Linked DNA regions of Homo sapiens: region 1 is linked to region 2. A link is a contact called in ENCODE Hi-C or POLR2A ChIA-PET data. All regions are on one chromosome and are shown on one strand. The core of a region is the stretch at or near the end of the contact, and the rest is flanking DNA. Distances in the headings are between cores, read along the strand shown.

What was found. Hi-C counts contacts between places; a loop is a spot of excess contacts on that map. ChIA-PET counts read pairs that join two places held with the same protein, here RNA polymerase II (POLR2A). Pooled maps may share reads with other maps.
Region 1: a pooled map shows a loop between it and region 2 (2.0-fold over the local background). The contact joins two enhancer-like sites. A Hi-C loop is called at or near these places in 1 of 37 single-sample maps with no recorded cell type and 2 of 50 pooled maps. POLR2A ChIA-PET finds 5 or more read pairs at or near these places in 2 of 52 experiments (OCI-LY7 and activated CD4-positive, alpha-beta T cell).

Annotation. Positions count from the first base shown.
Region 1 is chr7:69,951,890-69,958,171 of GRCh38, reverse strand. The region is part of intron 2 of AUTS2 (activator of transcription and developmental regulator AUTS2); the gene reads right to left. Among named protein-coding and RNA genes, the nearest start is that of AUTS2, 360 kb to the right of the region's middle. Within about 2 kb of position 4,416, at least 2 of the 41 ENCODE cell types and tissues checked have a DNase peak (open chromatin) inside an H3K27ac peak, as active enhancers do; they include OCI-LY7, where a contact is called at or near this core.
Region 2 is chr7:69,733,172-69,739,806 of GRCh38, reverse strand. All of the region lies in intron 1 of AUTS2 (activator of transcription and developmental regulator AUTS2), which reads right to left. Among named protein-coding and RNA genes, the nearest start is that of AUTS2, 140 kb to the right of the region's middle. Within about 2 kb of position 1,274, at least 3 of the 41 ENCODE cell types and tissues checked have a DNase peak (open chromatin) inside an H3K27ac peak, as active enhancers do; they include OCI-LY7, where a contact is called at or near this core.

The sequences.
Region 1 (6,282 bases), core at 3,167-5,666, 220 kb before region 2:
CCGGTGGGCTATAGTTTGCCAACTCCTGCTGTTGAAGATGGCTGGCACACAGCAGGTGTTCTATAAATACTCTGGTGAAGGAATGAATGAATGAATAAAAGAGTGAGGACTAGCTGTTGCTGCTCACTACATCCATGAATGCCTGTCCTTCGCCCTTTTATTTATTTATTTTCAGTACCTCACCACCAGGGCTGTTACATATACTTACTTGTGTAGGCTACACTTGCAGAAGGATGAAGGGCTGAAAGGGTGCTGAATTCCAGCCCACAACCCATTTGCCAAACCATGTGCCCTAGTGTAGAGCTGCTATGCCAGGAGAAAGGGGAGACTTTTTATAACCTGCACGAAGGCACAGGCCACTCACCAAACCATGTGCCCCTGGAACTGAATCCACTTGGGAGGGTTGTTATCTAATTTGTACACAAACACCCTCCCTGTTTCACTCCCTTCCTGTGTCCTCACCTTTTCCTTCTCTTCATCTAGACCCCAAGATACCCATTAATAATTACTTAGTCCTCCAGAATAGAAATGGTCTCCAAATGTTTTTAATTAGGAATCTTTATCAGTACAAAAAAATTCTAACATATTCCCCAATATATATGTAACTATAAGGCACAGATATATCACATATATCATAAAATATACAAATAAACATAAGGAATGACACAAAGATAAAATGAATACAACTTTTAATATTTTATCCAACATAATGATATTAGCTAATATCTCAGGGTACAACATCCATTCAGGACAAGGTAAATCATTAACAATCATGGATATAAACCTAAGTTCTCACTTGTTAAAATAGCTTCAATTTTTTGTCTGACTCCCTACTAGATATGACTATATAGTCGCTGTTTGTACCCAGCGATGCGGTTGATAAGGAGCTCATTAAAACAAAAAAGTCAACTCTGTCATTTTCCTGCTGTTGCCCTGTGTTTATGTTCTCTCATTCCACAGTTTCTTTGATGAAACTCTTAAAAATCACTTGCTCTCTGCCAGTTGCGGTGGCTCCCACATGTAATACCAGAACTTCTGGGGGCCAAGGCAGGCGAATTGCTTCAGCAGGAGTTTGAGGCCAGCCTGGCAAAACCCCGTCTCTCCAAAAAAAAAAAAAAAAAGAAAGAACAAAAAGAAAAAACTTAGTCAGGCGTGGTGATCCACACCTATATTTCCAGCTACTTGGAAGGCTGAGGTAGGAGGATCACCTGTGCCCAGGAGGTTGAGGCTGCAGTGAGTTGTGATCACACCACTGCATTACAGCCTGGACAATGGAATGAGACCCTGTCTCAAAAGAAAAATAAAAATAAAACCACTTGTTCTCTTTGCCAAAAGTAAATAATATAACCTACTAACATGCTTTATGAGCCATACAAACTGGAGCACATCACACAACGAAAGGCTGAAGGAGTGTGCCACTTTAGGAACTCCCACTCTTCCTTCAGGACCTGCCACACTCTACAGAGCACTGGACTGACTGTTTCACAGCCCGAGTGATGCTGCACTGTCAACTCGGATATTAAGTAACAGCAACATTTAATCTCTTCCTTAAGATGGAAATAAATCAAAATATAATTTCAACCGTTTTTTTCGTGCTCCCATGGATTATCCTAAAAATCTCGTAAGGGGTTGAGGGGAGAGAGCACATAACTCACCGTAAAGATTTCCACTCTATAGCACTGTTTCAACCGCAGGTGATCTTGATTGTAAAACCAATTTAGTGAGTAATAACGGTTACAGGTGAGTATGTATTAACAGTGTAAAACAGAAAAGGAAATATTAGAGTTTACTGCATATATAATTAAACTTTCAGTTTTATATGAGTACATGTAAGCACAGGTATGTATGTGCATTTGAGCATGTGCATATGTATGTATACTTGATGACATAAACTGTATTTGTAACTGTGAGCTGGGACAAAAAATGTTTTGAAAGCCATACTCTAGTGCTGGCATCTCATCCCATACTCCCTGGAATGAGATGCCAGCACAATTAGTGTGGTCAAAATGCCAGGTGAAGGGAGAAAGAGAAGGCAAAGCAGCAGCTGAGGCATGTTGGAAAGAACACCAGGCCTAAGTGAGATTTGCCTCTGAATGCTGGTTCTACACTGTCAAGGTGTGTCGACTAGGGAAGACACAATCCCCAAACCTCTGCTTTCTTTACCTAAAAAGTGGGGCTATGATACTTATGAAGTTGTTGTGGGAGCTACTGGAAATCAGGACTGTCACTAGACAATGTACGTCACATATAGGTATTATTGTCAAATGATAATAGTAGGGTAAACACCTCTGAGAGCAATAACTTGAGCATACCCTTAAAATGACACTGTATGGCAGATGCACCTGAATGTGTGTGTCGAGCTAGGGAGTCCCACAGTGGCCAATCCAGAGATTCATTCCTTGTCTAGGAGGAACATCTGAGCCCCCTGCCCATGCCACGGAACATGGGCCATACAGGGAATTGAGGCCCTAAACTTTGGGTTGGCATGCAAGTTGCCAGGTGAAAGTTGTTAAGGGGAGGGTGTTAATTGAAAATGCTATATAAACTGCATGCTGTTTGCAAAGCGGCTGCAGTTTTCCTGCCCAGCCCTCTGCCACTGAGCGGTGCCAGTATGTTGTCCAGTCTGCCACCACTGGACTCTCTCCCCTGTATGTAAGCCCCTAATAAAACCCCATGTCTCATTTGCTGGCTCTGGGTCTCTTCTCAGCCTCTTGAAGCTGGTGCCTTCCCTACTGAGATGAATAGAGGTTCAGCACAACAGATGATTTCTTCTTAAACTGGAGAAGTAGAGAACCTTGTTATGGAAGCTAAACACACAACAAGACATATAGCAAAGATAAGCATAGGAGAAGGCACTGTCCAGAGGTTTATGCATCCTGACCTAACTGGCAAGTCCTCTTTGATAGCAGAAGAGATAATGGTCTGTAAAGGAACACAGGTGTTGAGAAACCTTAACAGCACCCTCCCTCCCTACCACCTCTGAACACACCCTTGAGGCTACAGAAAATATAAGCAAAAGAAATGAAATACTGTTTTTAAAAACACCCCTTCTTAATATCCAGCTTCCTACAGCACAGCTTTCATTATTCATGAAGACAGCCTAAGCAATTTGTAAGCAATATGCAAAATATATTTACTTGGAAATTCAGGAAAATTCACATGGTGTTACAGAACAAATGCAAGTTGATTTATGTAGAAGTTCCACTTAAGAGCTGTTCCAGCCATCATGATGGGTTCTTACAGACAACCCCCAAAATCCATTTGGCTTCTCCAAAGGCTAGATTAGCTCTAATAATCCTAAAATATTAGACACCAAACATGAAACCCTTGCTCAGTGCAGACTGAAGACCACAAATGCCACTAATGATTGAACTGGGATCACTTGAATTTCTCAAATAGCCCCAAAGATAAAGGTTCTAAACCTGGTTGGGCCACTGACCAGCTTTATGACCTTGCATAAGGCAAAACTTCGAACTTCTCTTTTCCCATGTACAAAATAATGAAGCTGTCCAAAAATAACAAACTGGCGTTCTGTTTTATTTGGCCAGCACATTACTTTTTACAAAATGGTTTTGAGAACAAGGCACCATTCTCGCAGCAACTGGGGGGCCAAGGCAGGAGAATCACTTAAGCCCAGGAGTTCGAGCCTACAGTGAGCTATGATCATGCCACTGCATTCCAGTCTGGGCAACAAAGCTAGACTTCATCTCTAAAAATAAAAATTAGGCCAGGCATGGCGGTATATACCTGTAGTCCTAACTACTTGGGAGGCTGAGATGGCGGGACTGCTTGAGCCCAGGAGTTTGAGGTTGCAGTGAGCTATGATAGCACCACTGCACTCTAACCTGAGCAACAGAGCGAGATCCTAGCTCTAAAAAAATTAAAAATTAAAATAACTGGGTTTGAGTATATAATATTGTTAACTATAGTCACTATGTGGCATAAATAAAATTTGCTAAGAAGGTAGATACTAAGTATTCTCACTATAAAAAGAAAAGCGGTAACTATGTGGAGTGATTGATTAGTTTGATTTTGAATATTCACAATGTATACTTATATATCTCATAATCAAGCTATATACCTTAAATATATGTAAATACTTTAATTATCAACTATACCTCAGTAAAGCTACGGGGTGGGGAAGAATGGAGCAAACACTCTGCAGTCTGTCATAGGCTCCACCTCTCTCTAATAGAGAGGAAATCATAAGGGAATAGCTGCACAAATATGTTATCTGCTCAGCTGTGAGGTATATGCAGACAGATGCAGGGGAAGGCCAGCCCTTGACTCTAAAGTAGGAACTCAGTAAGGGCCCAAACAACTCTTGTTTCCAGCTGAAAGTAGTTGGGGGGGTACTAATATTACCTTCAGACCTCTTCCTCAGCAACTGACCTGAAGTTAAGTGCTCAGTCAAGCTTATGAAAAAATAGAGAACAAGGTATTTCTATGAAGAAATTTCTACAAAAAAAGAATTTCTAACGGCTTATGTACCCAAAGAGTTCTAGTATCTCTGCCTGCAGTTTCTGCTACTGGCTGGCCACCCTTCCAATGAATGGGAAATAAACAGAAGGCTGGGTCTCCCCAGATGTTGGAGAGCATTCCAGCTGCCGAACACAACCTGTTTGTAATTTTCTACTCAACCATCAGAATGAAAACACAAACCTTCAGAAAAACAGGCCCTTAAACTTCCTCCTTACTGCTGTTAGTGGTTTCTTTAATCTTTTAAGCTCTTGGGCTTAATACAGCAGCTGCCATCAAGAGTACTTATTGTTGCTGAGAATAGAAGGAAAGAAAAAAAAATCATACTAAATTCAGAAACGTGGATTTCCATTCTGCCAGAATCTAGGCTAAATGGCAGGGGTGAGGGGGACACAGTGATAATGGGAATCAGAAAGAATCACCACGTGGAAGCAGACTGGCTTGAAAGGGGCATCAGGCGTGTCTAGTGTGCTTAGGGAATTACTTTAACTCCTCACACCCCACCATTCTCCAGTTCCAACACTAAGTGCCATCCTTTTAGGACAAGATCTCTTAACAGATTCTTATCAAACAACATTGAGATAGGTTTTATGTAAATAAAGCACATGAACCCTTCTCTAGAACATGCCACTAATTTAGGGGAGGGAGGAGGGAAATTCAAAATGTAAATATCCTCAAATGTCATGGCTACACAACTTGAGCATAGGAAGAAACACATTTCCTGTCATCTAATGCAGTGATCCTCAAATGTGTCCAAAGTGCCCTCCATAGCAGAAAAGACTGATCACAAAACAAGGGATATCTATCTGTGGCCTGCTGTATGGACAATATTTCTTTCATTTTTGTGTTAATATCTTTAACACTATATGAAGATATATGAGTTCCTTTCAGTCTTTAATATGTTTGCTTAAGTATAAAATTAATGTCTTACCAAAAGCCTCAAGTGAATAGATATGAAAGGCAGGAAGATATGCCTGTTGTGTCCCTTGGGTGTTTATACTGTGACTTCATGTAGGTCCTAGTATATTGTCACATTTTCCAAAAAACACACAAGGAAACATGATCTAGTCCAATGCTACAGTTCTGATAACAGGGAAAAATAAGACCCACAGAGGCAGAAACTCATGCCCAAAGTCACACAACTTAGATATTTAACCCAGTATTACAACTACTAGTTCAATGGAATGCACTTTTCACTAATTTACAATGATCCTGCATATTAGCTTATAAATAGTAGAGGTAAACGAAAAAGCTTACTACTTAAGAATTAACTCCCTCCCTCAAAATTGCCCAAACCTTGCCAACCTTTGAGGGGGAGTCCCAGGACACATGCTGCTGCCCATGAACTATCTGCATTTGGAATCACATTAACATCTTAATAATTTAGTGAATGTTCAGCATTAATTACTTTCATTTGGTTAATTTAATATCATTTTTCCATCTTTATGACAAAAAGTATGGGTACACAAAAACATTTAAAGGACAAAGTAAACACCACAAATATAAATTTACACTTTCAGACTTTAACAGTTTTTGGAAGCAAAAAAATATAAATATTAGCCCTTGAGAGAAAACTACAAAAAAAAGGGTTCAATCCTTAGAAATAAAAAATGGCCATAAAAGTGCAGTAAAAAATAATTAGCAACGAAGGTACCTAGAATTTAAATCTGAGCACTTTCTCTTTAGGTAAATCGAGTAAAAATCACAAAACATAAAGTAACTGAAATAATCTGTTTTTCCTTCTTTCTAAATAAAACTGAAGGTCTTTCAAATCAGTTTTCCAGATTTTGAGCCAGGGGAAGA
Region 2 (6,635 bases), core at 25-2,524:
AGACTGCATATACTATGTCAAGGAAACAGTAAAGAATTAGCACAAATCTGATAGTTAAAGCCTCAAAGAGCCAATTCTTTCAACTCAAATACTTATTTTCAACTGTATTGACATAGTACTGTTGTGACATTTACTTAAAAAGATGAGGTGGGTGGGAGATTTTTAAAACTACAGCCCTTTAAACACCTAAAGAAACAGTAGGATAGAAGCAAGAGCAGAATTTGGTTGAGGTATTTTTGGTTGTTGTTTTCTTTTGAGCTTGCAAGCTCTTTATTCTCCAGTTGAGCTATCCTGTTTGTCCCCAGGGTATAGTGCAGAAAGCTTTATACCCAAGATTCAACATGCCAGTCATGCCCTTAAATCCCAGATGTGTGTACCCACATCAGGAGCCTGGCTGTGTCAATATGCAGGTGCGGAATGACTCAGAGGTGGGCCATTCATACCAGAAGAGGCATTTGCCTGGGTTCAGAGTGAATCAGAAGTTCAGTTATTAGTAATAGAAGTGGTTATTTAAATGTATGATTTCATCCTAATTAAAACTAATGGGGGAGAGAATTTGCATTTAGCTGCCTAGTAAATAGCTCTGTTATTTCACTTTTAATATCTGAAGGGTATTAGCAAGATAAGGTTTTCAGGGCAGGAGGGGAGGGAAGTGAAGGTGGTGGGTTGTTATTCCCACCCCCTGAAGATTGGTTTTATATCCTATTCCTTTTCTTTAGTGCTTTTTAACAACCTCCACCCATCTAACCAACCCCCTAGGCCAGAACCTAATAAAACATTCCATCTTAGAAAGCTAACAGTCCAGTACACCTAAGAAAACCACCCAGGGACACCACCGAACATCTTGCATTCACACTAATAACTGCAGGATATCTGATTAGGAGAATGCAAAATAAGAAGCCATTAATAGCAGCCCTCATCTCCTTCCTCCACACTGATTACCAAAAGAACAGCAGCAGCTGAATCAGAGCTAAATCCTATTCACAAGGGACCTAGGGCAACAAAGAGGAAAAAAAACCGTTAGAGTAGTGCTTCTCAAGGGAAGCTGCTTTAAGTCATTTTGATTCTGGCATCAATCACGCCTGCCACAAACCAATAAGCATGTATAACGCAAGCAAAGACTAGATTCCATTCCTTCCCTCCCTCCTGGGGTTCAGCACAGTGCACCTAGCATACTTAATTGCCCTGCCAACCAAACTGCTACTTGCAAGGCCTCCAGAGGAACTCAGCTAGTCCAAGGCTGAGTTTAACTCACAGGCTTAAATGTTTACCCTGAGAGCACAAAAATATCAGCTGGGGAGAGGGAACAGATGGCCTCAGGGCAGCCCACTCTCACTCTCACAGAAGCTGACTAACCACAAGACTCTTTCGAAGAGTTTTACCCTCTCTGTGCCTTAGTTTTTTTACCTGATAGCATATCTGCTCCCCAGGGTCATTGTGGGAAGTAAACAAATTAATTCACATAAAATACCACGAACAGTGCTTAATAAAAATTAAGTGTCTCCACCCTTGTCCCCCTCCCATGTACCTATAGAAGAGAGAGAAGGGGATGAAAAAGGAGAGAAGGAAAAAAAAAATGGATCCAAGGATATGGCTTAGATTTACAGATAAAGAACCTGATGGCCCACCTCCCCAAATGACCCCCTTGCATTGAACTTTACTCCACCCCAAATCTGTAGTTCTCTCCCTTCCAAAGGCACAGTTTCTGACTCCTGGCTTAGCAGTCAGTGAAGATGATCAGAATTCCCCTTCTCTGCAAAGAACCTCAGCAAAAAAAAAAATAATAATTAGCGTTTCCATAAACACAGTATTTTGAGATTGGTGAGGGATCTGTGGATCCCCAAACTCTGTGCAAGTCAAAATGAATTTGCTGGTAGACAGCCAATGTTTCCGATTTGATTTGGCAGAATATACCCAGTTAGGATGTTCTCTCAATGCAATTAGCAATGCACTGTCAATGAGCAGTTTAGCTATTGACAATACCTGTTGCAATTTAATTTTAAATGTCAATGACTTGTTTGGGTTCACTGTAACAAGGCTTTTATGCATGACAAATAAGCATCCTAGAACAACAGGATGGATGAGCAAAACAAGAGGGTGAAGAAAATCAATAGACACTGTATAAGGGGCTGTCTTTCAAACATCCCCCTGTGGCTATGACTGCCATGAACAAGGCAGGCTGCTCCTCCCAGGAGCAGACTGGGGACTTAGGGAGTGTGTTACTGTCATCTACTTTTGCAACTGATGCCCACTGTTCCTAATGGGATATGGGAATGAGGAGCAGACCAGGTTCTGGAGATAACCCGGACTAGGCAAAAATGCTAGCCCAAGCAGGGACTTGCTTCTGAGGACACCACAGTGACTCTGCCCGACTTTTACTAGCTAGGTGGCCTTGAGCAAGTTATCTAACCTCTCTTTGCCTCAATTTCTTCCTCATCTATACAATTAGGATAATTGTAAAGAATATATAAACAAACATATTACAAGCACTTAGCACAGTACTTGGTACATTAATAGCATTTGATAAATGTTAGCCTCTTGTTATTATTCAATTGAGTTAAATGGTTGATATTACTCAAAAAAGAAACAAAAAAAACAATCTATACACTCGCACAACATAGAAGGATGTCACCAATTCAAGCATCTACAGTGCAGGACTTTGAGTAAAGTTGACTCCCATGGAAAAACTGAGAGGGGTAGAGTCTACAGCAAAATGGAAAATCTGTACCCCTTTCCTAGAGCACTCCTGCTCTCAATAACAAATGAAGCCAGGCATGCAGCATGGCCTGACACTGCCAGGTGTTCTGATTTTCCCGGAATAACCCTAAATCTGGATTTTTTTAAATGTGAAATGTCCTGGACTTTAAATGTTGAAAAGTACCTCCAAAATTTTTAAAACAACAAATATGCCAAATGAACCAAACCTGTGCCTGGACCAGGTTTATTAAAGACTATATTTCTGAGAAGTCTCTCGTCCAGGGTAACCCTTAAGAACTCCCTAGGGAAAAAAAAGTCACCAAAAGTCTTTACTCATTTCCCATATAGGTGAAGCCTTACCAGAGAATAACACCACAGAAGGGTCTGCAGAGAATCTGGAGTGTCCTCTAAATCACAGGACAAGAAGCTGCAGCAGGTGCTTCCATGCTGACTTACAGCCTGCTTACTGAGAGGGTAAGTGGATGATTTATGAGTTGCAAAGGTGATGCAAAATGCTAATCAGCTTTAAGCTGACACTGGATAACACAAGCAAATTTATATCTTCTCTAAAATAATTCAAATGCTTTTCATGAGGAATAGCAGGCAAGGATAAAGATGAAGTGATAACACTTCAGAGACTTCACAAAATATCCCAATTAATCTAGGCCATAAACCTACAACAGATCCTCACTTCTGAGCACAGGAGCACATCCCGGCTGAAAATCACAGGAAATACCCAAGTCAAAGCAAATCAGCCAATAGGTTTCCCAATTCAGATGCCTAGGGAATTTCACTGTGTTTCTGAGATGACTTTGGTTTACCACAATATCCTTAGCGTCTTTATTCCTCTTTGCCAAGTATAGATTGAGAAGGAGGTGGTGTGAGGCATGAAGGAAGGATGGGGCATGGATCACGAGACAGACTGGGGGTTAAATGAGAAGTCTCCAGGATGACAGAAAAAAGAGAAAAAAAGGTTCACAAAGTACCACTTTAAACAATTTTCACTTTTTTCAACAAATGCATGTATTCAACAAATATTCACTGAGTGCCCACTAATGTCAGGTGCTAGTCTACGTACTGGAAATCCAGCACTATAGGAAACAAAGTCCCTGCAGACACAAAGCTTATATCCTTGGGCCATCCATACTGAGACCTAAGAATTAATCTTGGAAGCAGAGATCACAGACTTTTTATGTTAGAAAGGACTTTTAAATCTCATTCAGCACTGAATGTGAGATACAAATGTCCTCCACAGCTTTCATTGACAGACATTTCACTAAGCTCTGCCCTCTGTGCTAGTCCCCTGCACTGGCTGTCTACAGCAGCAAATCAGATAAGGGCCAGCCCTTACGGAGCTCACAAGACTCCTTGTCAGGGGGCTGTGCGGCCACCTCCACTGAACAGAACTCACCATACTCTAGTTGTGTTTGTGGCCACTTCTATGGAGCCCAAGGCTTCTGGCTAAGGGTACTGCTTGCTAGCTCTGGGGAGAAAAGGGGCTTAATCTGTTTGTGCCCCTCAGCCAGCTTCCACCTAAGTAGCCCCATTCTTTTTATTAACTGATAGTCTAAAAACAGGTGTCTTTGGGAGAAAATAATAGTTTCATGGGTTAAATAATTAGAAGGTAAAAAGTAGTATCTCTCAAAGGATGTTGGTCCCTTCTGTTAAACCTGTTCTCTTTATGTTCAGCCCCCACAGCATCCATTCATCAGTCCCCGGTCTGCTCTGCAGGGCCACCAGAATTATGGTTCCTCCTTCATAGGATAACTCTGCAACTGTCTGAAAACAGTACAAGGGTTATCATCTCCTTTCATAACCAGGTCTGATACCCCAGTTTCATCACTCACAATGGTGCCTCCTCAGGTGCTTTCTCATTCTTTTGCCATTACCAATCCAAAAACTATGTAATAAAGTGTTTTAGGAGTAGTATTATCCTACATAAAGGTTTATGAAAAAACGCTCTGTTTAAGACATCTCACATAATCAGACTGGGTAAGAGACTTGACATAGAAGAGGCAAGTATATCCTACAAATTATATACAGAATCCTGGAGCTTCTGGAGGATGCAATAGAGTTGTCTGAATATCAAATGTGCTTGATCGTTAAGAGTCAGATTCCTGCAACCTATTCCAGAACTACTGAATTAAAATCTCCAGAAAATGTCTGAAATTTGTTTTTTAATACATGTCCCATATGGTTTACATTGAGAATGGGGCAGGGGGTGGATGGGAAGGAATTAATATGTCAGACACAAACTCTCAACTGAGAAGACCTCAAATTATATAAAAACCTTTTCAGAGCTTTTATAATCTCACTGACCATCTGTAGCACAGAAATGAATCCTGGCATTAGTGGTACTAAGTGGTTACACATCAGTACTCTGGAGACAAGAAAAGGAAAAGAAAGTTTTACCTTGCATTTGAAAAAGTCAGTTAAGAACCTACCATTATGGGGAAAAAAAAAACCCAACAAGCAAATGCTAAAACATTACAGGCATATACATATATATATTTCAAAATATCCAGCTTGGTAGCAACCTAATGTGTAAAGCCCAGACTTCTGCAGCCATAGTATGAATCCAATAGGTTTCATACTATCTATCTAGCCCTTCCTCATCCCCCTCAATCCCAGTGATCCAAACTCCACTGAGAAAATGAAATTTCATCTATTTACTTTGAAGCAGATTTTTAAAAAATACAAGTCCCCAAGCACCAGAAAAGAAAGACTTCTTTACCTAAGACATTAAAAAAAAAAAAAAAAACTAAAGAGGAACAAAGAGTTATTATTGGCACTTGAATCTACAGCATCAGAAAAATGGCAGCCCTTCAATCTCCACACGTGGAAGAGCTCTTCGTTTTAAGCTGAAAATGGGAAATTAATTTTCAAGTCTCTTGTCTAGGAGACAGCTTTTAAAAAGGTATTAACCTACATTTGGAGATTAATGCAAACACAGCCATCTTGTTTTAGTGGGTACAATCCAACTTTTATTAAGACAAAGACGGATTCAGAGTAATTAAGAGCTTGTCCAATATCCAGAATTTTATGACTCTAAATATTAGCGAAGCTGGCATTCTTACCAGCTTTGCCTCAGAGCTATTGCATTATAAATCCTCGGTGGTAATGAAACACCAGCTAAAAAGAGGTTGAATAAGTCTCATTTAAAAAACAGCCTTCCCGTGGAGAACTACGCTGACTTTAACATAATGTATAGCCACTCTTAGAACATTAATACTATGAGAAAAAGGTGAGTGGCTTGGGATTTGCTATTAAAAAACCTCAAAGAAGATAAGGAAGTGTGTTTTAACAATGTTGAATGTTGGGAGACTCCTTGGCACCAAAATCTCAGAACATCTTGCAGGGATTTGGGTAGAAAAGGAACAGTACCCCCACACTAAGGATGCTAGTGGTGGCTTACATGCGAGGCACATCCTTAACACTACATACTGTTTATACAATGTAGTAGCATCACAGGCATTGTAAAAAATAAAATTTAAAAAACTTTGAAAGTTAGCATCTCATTTTTAAACCATCTCAATGGGGTGCTCTCTTCTGCTACTTAAATGATGCCAACGTATGCCCTTGAACACTCCCTTCTCAGAGGAGGATTTCACCAGGGTCACCACCTGCAAACCTATCTCTACCAATGGTCTGAGGGGGCACTCATGGAATATGTCCAAAATATTGACAATTGGTCATCACTTTTTCAGACTTCATGTAATCGAAGACTCTGAGACACTAAGTTCTAATGCAAATTTATCCTGTACTTAAAGGGCCACCAAAGAGTTAATCACATAGTGACTATATACATAGTTTAAAAACAGTTCCCTCTCTGCTCTTGCATCAAATTTGCCCCCCACTGACTAAACAGGTGAATACCAAAGGTTCCTGGGTCCCAGCCACTGACAGTGATTATCTAAAAGAAGCCTGTCATCTCTATC